2 separate regions of the Mus musculus genome follow, and region 1 is linked to region 2. Evidence: chromatin contacts called from ENCODE Hi-C data. All regions are on one chromosome and are shown on one strand. The core of a region is the stretch at or near the end of the contact, and the rest is flanking DNA. Distances in the headings are between cores, read along the strand shown. Region 1 holds the start of Cd68 (CD68 antigen). Region 2 holds the start of Llgl1 (LLGL1 scribble cell polarity complex component).

The links. A loop is a pair of places that touch in the nucleus more often than their neighbours do.
Region 1: a loop to region 2 is called in a map of regulatory T cell, with 10 times the contacts of the local background. The contact joins the promoter of Cd68 here to the promoter of Llgl1 in region 2. A Hi-C loop is called at or near these places in 3 of 37 maps with a recorded cell type or tissue (T-helper 17 cell, T-helper 2 cell and regulatory T cell).

Annotation. Positions count from the first base shown.
Region 1 is chr11:69,664,351-69,667,674 of GRCm38, reverse strand. Cd68 (CD68 antigen) reads left to right here and starts at 1,505. Exons shown (of 6, transcript NM_001291058.1): 1 at 1,505-1,655; 2 at 1,739-2,172; 3 at 2,309-2,428; 4 at 2,562-2,640; 5 at 2,754-2,924; 6 at 3,171-3,324. The coding sequence starts at 1,613. The coding sequence ends at 3,304. Eif4a1 (eukaryotic translation initiation factor 4A1) reads left to right here. Exons shown (of 11, transcript NM_144958.4): 11 at 58-739. The coding sequence ends at 202.
Region 2 is chr11:60,697,691-60,701,294 of GRCm38, reverse strand. It overlaps Llgl1 (LLGL1 scribble cell polarity complex component), which reads right to left and starts at 1,595. Exons shown (of 21, transcript NM_001159404.2): 1 at 1,354-1,595. The coding sequence starts at 1,434.

The sequences.
Region 1 (3,324 bases), core at 256-2,755, 9.0 Mb before region 2:
CTAAACAACCCCTATGCTGAAACCCAAGTGTTCCATCATCCTTTTTACCCCCCTCAGAATCGGTCGAGGTGGTCGGTTTGGTCGTAAGGGTGTGGCTATTAACATGGTGACCGAAGAAGACAAGAGGACTCTTCGAGACATTGAGACTTTCTACAACACCTCCATTGAAGAGATGCCCCTCAACGTTGCTGACCTCATTTGAGGGGCTGTCCTGCGACCTGGCCCTAGCCCAGGGTTCAGTCCTGGGGTGGGGCTAAGGAAGAGCTGGAGGGGGGAGGGGAGGGAGCCAAGGGATGGACATCTTGTTTTTGTTTTGGCTTTTTTTTTTTTTGTTTCAGTTTTTTTTCTCTATGAATAAATGTCACTTTTTGAGGCAAAAAGAAGGAACCGTGAACATTTTAGACACCCTTTTCTTTGGGGTAGGCTCTGCCCCAGGCGCCGTCTCCTTCCCCCCCCAAACACTAATGCATTTCCCTAACCTAGTCACCTCGTTCCTAAAGGCTTTCCTACCCCAGCCAAATCTCCAAAAGTGAGTCAAGGGGCTAAAAAACAAGGCTGGCCTCATTTGCTGGACCAAATCTACAGGGAGAACCCCTGAGTGAGGTTGTCCAGGGAATTGTCCCCTGGTGAGGGGAGCAGGGGAGAGAAAATGGTAGCCATTTTTACATTGTTTTGTATAGTATTTATTGATTCAGGAAACAAACACAAAATTCTGAATAAAATTACTTGGAAACTGCCTGTTTGGGCTTCTTGTTTCTTTCCCTTCCCTCCTACCTGCTAGTGTGGATCACCTGCCCCCATACTAGTTGATTACTGAATTTGCCATGTTGCTTCCTGCAATACCAAATGACCCACATTACTAACATTTGGTAATTTGCCTCAGTGTTAGGCACAAGACATGAGTGAAACTTGCTGCATTAAGACTTAAACTGGCTGGGTATGGTGGCGCAAGCCTTTAATCCCAGCATTCTGCCGGAGGCAGAAGCAGGTGGATTTCTGAGTTCGAGGCTAGCCTGGTCTACAAAAGTGAGTTCCAGGACAGCCAAGGCTACACAAAATACCTGTCTTGAAAAACCAAAAAAAAAAAATTCAACTGGTTGGTTAGGCCTAGCCCAGATGATGTAGGTGTCAACTCACCTTGGGGATGTAGGGAGATGGTTGTTCTGTAGCTCTTCCTGTCCTGCAACTAAATAAATAGGCTAAGCTGACCTCTTACATCTGCCTTCGGCCTCCTGTGCTAGGATTGGAGTGCATGGGTGGGGTTGCATTTCTTACCAATGAGGAAAGGGCTTCCCATTTCTCTGCTGCATTGTAAGCTCCCAAGTAGAGCAAGTTTTGCTTAGGTAAGTTCCGTGTGAGTCAGCTGCCTCATTCTCACGAGGTAACCAAGGCTTTGTACCGCCCACTGAGAACGTCACTGCCAATCACAGCCTAATTGTGAAAACCAATGGCTTGAGTGGGTTGCTAAAGCTGAGGTGTCTGAGTCAGGTTTGGGGTGGGATTATTTTAGTTAAGGGAAGTGAGGCTTTTCATTTCCTCTTCCAAGAGAAGGCAAAGGGGATTGGATTGAGGAAGGAACTGGTGTAGCCTAGCTGGTCTGAGCATCTCTGCCATGCGGCTCCCTGTGTGTCTGATCTTGCTAGGACCGCTTATAGGTAAGGAGAAATGGGAGGTGGGGGAGGGAGGGCTCATGGGCAGGAGCCTGCACCTGGGTGGCCAACCAATCTCTTACTGAAAGCCCAAGGAACAGAGGAAGACTGTCCTCACAAAAAGGCCGTTACTCTCCTGCCATCCTTCACGATGACACCTACAGCCACAGAAAGCACAGCCAGCCCTACGACCAGCCACAGGCCCACCACCACCAGTCACGGAAATGTCACAGTTCACACCAGCTCCGGACCCACAACTGTCACTCATAACCCTGCCACCACCACCAGTCATGGGAATGCCACAATTTCTCATGCCACAGTTTCTCCCACCACAAATGGCACTGCTACTAGTCCAAGATCCTCCACTGTTGGCCCTCACCCTGGACCACCTCCACCCTCGCCTAGTCCAAGGTCCAAGGGGGCTCTTGGGAACTACACGTGGGCCAACGGCTCCCAGCCTTGTGTTCAGCTCCAAGCCCAAATTCAAATCCGAATCCTATACCCAATTCAGGGTGGAAGAAAGGTAAAGCTAAAGTGGGGCTTAAAGAGGGCAAGAGGCAAGTCCTGGGCTCGTTCAGCAGGGAAGAGGAAGAGAAGAGGAGGGGATAAACTGGATGGAGCATTCTTGTGATTTCAGACCCACCATTGCACTTCTACAGGCTTGGGGCATATCTGTTTTGAATCCCAACAAAACCAAGGTCCAGGGAGGTTGTGACGGTACCCATCCCCACCTGTCTCTCTCATTTCCTTATGGACAGCTTACCTTTGGATTCAAACAGGTATACAGCTTGAGTTTGTCTCTATCCTCTATTCTTCCATATCCCATACCTGTACCCCCGGAGCCTCTGTTCTTGCTCTGTGGACATGGATGCCTCTGTCCCTGATGCCTTGAGTCTTTCTGTTCACCTTAAGGACCTACATCAGAGCCCGAGTACAGTCTACCTGGACTACATGGCGGTGGAATACAATGTGTCCTTCCCACAGGCAGCACGTGAGTAATCTCTTCTCCTTACCACACTAAAAGTCTAGGCTGGGCGTGCTGGGCTGGTGGGGAGGACTCAGGAGTCAGGACTGGATTTGACTCTTAATTACTAATTACTGCAGAGTGGACATTCATGGCGCAGAATTCATCTCTTCGAGAGCTCCAAGCTCCCTTGGGCCAAAGCTTCTGCTGTGGAAATGCAAGCATAGTTCTTTCTCCAGCTGTTCACCTTGACCTGCTCTCTCTAAGGCTACAGGCTGCTCAGCTGCCTGACAAGGGACACTTCGGGCCATGTAAGCCCTACCTACTTCTTCTTTCCTAGAGCTCTCCCATTGCTCTGGAAACCTTCCCCAGAACTCTTTTTCTAGACCTCCGCCTCCTCTACAAGACTGCCTTATTTCCCCTTTGCTGACTGCTCTCACCTATGGGTTGGCTCCTCAGCCTTTCTTCATCCCCTTTCCTCTTCCGTCCTCCCCCACCTCCCACCTTTAGCCCGTCCACCACTGCAGCAATTCTCAGGGATCCCATTATTCTGCCAGGTTTCTCTTGCAACCGTGACCAGTCCCTCTTGCTGCCTCTCATCATTGGCCTGGTCCTCCTCGGCCTCCTCACCCTGGTGCTCATCGCCTTCTGCATCACCCGCAGACGACAATCAACCTACCAGCCCCTCTGAGCATCTGCCCCAGTCCACTG
Region 2 (3,604 bases), core at 346-2,845:
GAGCTGGATTTAAACCCAATACCCACTGGTCACCCTGGACTACAAGTCCAAACTCAAGAATCTGGGGCTCACTATTCTCTAGAGATCTCCTAACACCCCCTGTGGCAATCAAACTCGTTCCCCAAGATGACCTATCTCCTATCATTGCTTCCCACTCAAATCGGGCCTCACCCTCCTCAACTCCTACCCACTGTAGCATCATCAGTCAGGGGAAGCCATGCTTCAGAGACTCATCACAACTGTGGAGGTCCCCACTACACACCCCATTCACTGGCTAAAACCCACTCTCTTCTTGTTTCATGGGGCACACCCTCACGGTGAGCCAAAAAGAGGCTCCCATCTGAGAAGCCTCTCCTGGCAGCTCTTTAGTTATGGTGTCTGTAAAGCCTGGCACCCCCTGATCATTGCTGAGATCGCAACAAGAAAAAACTGAGCCATGGCAGGGTCTCCCCCTGAAAGTGCCTCCTAAGAGAAGTCCAGGGTCCCTAAGTTCTACTCAGGACAGTAGCAGCTGCTTCAAAACTCCTACTCCACTGCTATCACACAGCAAGGCAAGGAAAGATAAGCGGCCCTCTCCCTACTGAACCTCAGTTTTTTTTTTTTTGTTTGTTTGTTTGTTTTTTAACGTGTGTAATGGAAATGAGAAATCGAATCCTCAACAGCAAGATGCACACAGGCTCTGGGATAAAAGTAACATCTAATCAGAGCCCCACCAGTACAGATAAGAGTTAGGCTTGTGGGGCTCTATACTGGTCAGTGCAGACTAGGTGGGAGCTGAGGCCTTTCCCGGGTCTCTTCTGTATCTCGTCTCTCCAACTTTAGTAAGGTCAGGAACTGGCCGGGTCGCAAGGACATCCAGAATCCACAAGGGGGAAACTGGCCTCATTTCATGGCGGGGGAAACTGAGGCACTAAGGTTTGAAATGCAGTTGAGCATACAGACCAGCACATCCCTTGAACTAGGGACCCCAAGGTAGGGCAGAGCCTGGTGAGAAAAGTGGAGGCGCAGGGATTTCCCAGCCCCCCCACCCCCCACTTTTCCCTCTCTCGCCCGCCTAAGAGTTAAAGAAAACAAAACCTGGCCCTGAATGTCCCTCAGCCGAGCCGGGCTACACACCAAAAATGAAAGAAAAGAGGCCAAGAGCGAAAGGCAGATAGGTCGGAGGACCCCACTGAGCCCAAGGGACACCGGGAGAGATATCAGGGGTTCAGAGACCAGGAGCCCGAAAGCGCACGGCACGGCGCGGGGCGCAGCCCGACACCCCAACCAGGCACACCCGAGCAGCGCGGCGCTCGCAGGGCAGAGGCGGCCCGATGTGGCCCGCCTGAGCCGCCGGCGCCCCCGCCGCCGCACCTTGTGGAAGGCGAAGAGCTCCTGCTTAAGCTTCTCGCGCTGCGGGTCGGCGCCCTGCCGCCGGAACCGAAACTTCATCATCTTGCGCCCGCCTCCGCCACCGCCGCGGGATGCGCCCGGCCCCGCCGGTCCTGAGGCGCGGGGCGGGGCCTGCACGGAGGCGCGGGACGCCACGGACGCCCGCCCGACCCACGACGTGAGCGTGCCCGCCGTGCCGTGCCGCCCCTTGCTCGCCAGACAATGGGCGAGGACGGGGCCCCCGGGCTCGCCGGGCTCGCCGGGGGGGGGGGGCAGTCACGCATGCGCAATGGTGCGGGGCCTGCTGGGACTTGTAGTCCGAAGGTGGGTCCCAACCGTGGGAAGCTGGGCTGTGGTTTGCTAAAGGTTGTTTTCCACTCACGACTGAGCTAACAACATTCTAATAATTCCAGGGACAATTCTCTAGCCCCTCCCGGTCCCACTTCCCCCATCTTTGCCGTTGTTATCTAGTTTGTGTGGCCAGTTTTCACGGATCACTACTTTGCCTATTCCTCCGGTGTGTATTCCACACCACGCTTTTTGTCTCAACTATTATCGAAGAACCCCTCTCTAGGAGCCCGCGATGGTTGTGCATAACTTTAATTCTGGCAATCAGGTGGCAAGCAGAGGCAGGCAGATCTCTCTGAGTTCCAGGCCAGTCAAAAGCTACATTGTAAAACTATGTCTCAAAAAAAAAAAAGAAAATCTCAATTCCTTGAGAGTTATTATTCATGACCCAACACAAAGAACTTCGGTTTGCACCGGCTCAGAAGATCCTTGAGAGGGACGCGAGGCAAAGAAAAGGGGCGGAGGGCTGCAGGAGGTGGCAGGCACGTAGGGCTGAACAGGAGCGGGCTGGATACAGCTTCTCCCCTTGTTTCCCCCATCCCTACAGGGAACTCCGAGAACAAAGCTGCGCCCCGCCCCCGCTTTCTTCCTGTCCCACCCACCTCCCGAGACTTTTCTCTTCTGGACAATGGCCTCTAGGCTGAACCTTTTCCTGCTAGCTGAGGGACTCAGTGTTGGGAGAGATCCCAGGAGTTTAAGCGGGCCAAGCCCCTGTCCTCCCATCTTTGTCAAGAGAGGAGGCGTTGACCCTTAACCCTCAGGCAGCTGCACTGCAGCAACAGGGACCTAGCTACCTCCAAACTGCCCACGACCAGCGTTGCTCAACCCGCCCTGGGAGTTGGGGCTCAGGACTCACAGCTCTTTCCCGAGCTGTAGCTAAAGTGGTTGGCTAGACAGCAAAGGGCCCCTCCTGATCTCAACACGCTTAATGATTTTAAGAGCTCACTGAGAGAGGCACAGATACCACACAATTTTAAAGTGATATCACCCCAGATGCACAGAGGAAGAAACAGTGGCAGCCAACACAGACCAAGATCAGCCCCACACAAGTCATGATCAGAAGCAACTCAGAGGCCTAGGCTACAGTCCTTGTGCTACCCCATGTTGGATTTCAACCTTGCAAATGCTCAGGACATGCTCTACCTCAGCACCAGCTTTCTCTACCCTCATCTCTGCAGTAAAAGTTTATTAGGTTACCCAAGTAACCAATCCCCAGAAATTTTACACTGCAGTCACAAAAACAAAACAAACAAACAAAAAACCCCAAACACCAGACAACAAAACAGCAACAAATAACTTCTGTTGTTTGATAGCCAATAAGAATGACTTTTACCGGGCAGTGGTGGCATACGCCTTTAATCCCAGCACTTGGGAGGCAGAAGCAGGCAGATTTCTGAGTTCGAGGTCAGCCTGGCCTCCAGAGTGAGTTCCAGGACAGCCAAGGCTACACAGAGAAACCCTGTCTCAAAAAACAAAACAACAACAAAAAAGAATGACTTTTAAGGGGCTAGAGAGATGGCTCAGTGGTTAAGAGCACTGACTGCTCTTCCAGAGGTCTTGAGTTCAGATCCCAGCAACCACATGGTGGCTCATGAGATCAGATGTCCTCTTTTGGTGTGCCTGAAGACACAGTGTACTTATATATAATAAATAAATAGATCTTTGCGGGGAAGTGGTGGCACACGCCTTTAAAAAAAAAGAAAAAGAAAAGGAATGACTTTTAAGGCTGGAGAGATGGCTCAGCAGTAAGGAACACAGGAATACAGGATGCTCTTTGAGGTCCTGAGATCAATTGCAAGTAACCATTTGGCTGCTCAAAACCATCTATGTCTATAATGTGATCTGATGCCCTCTTCTGGCATGTAAGTGAAAATGCAGGTGGAGC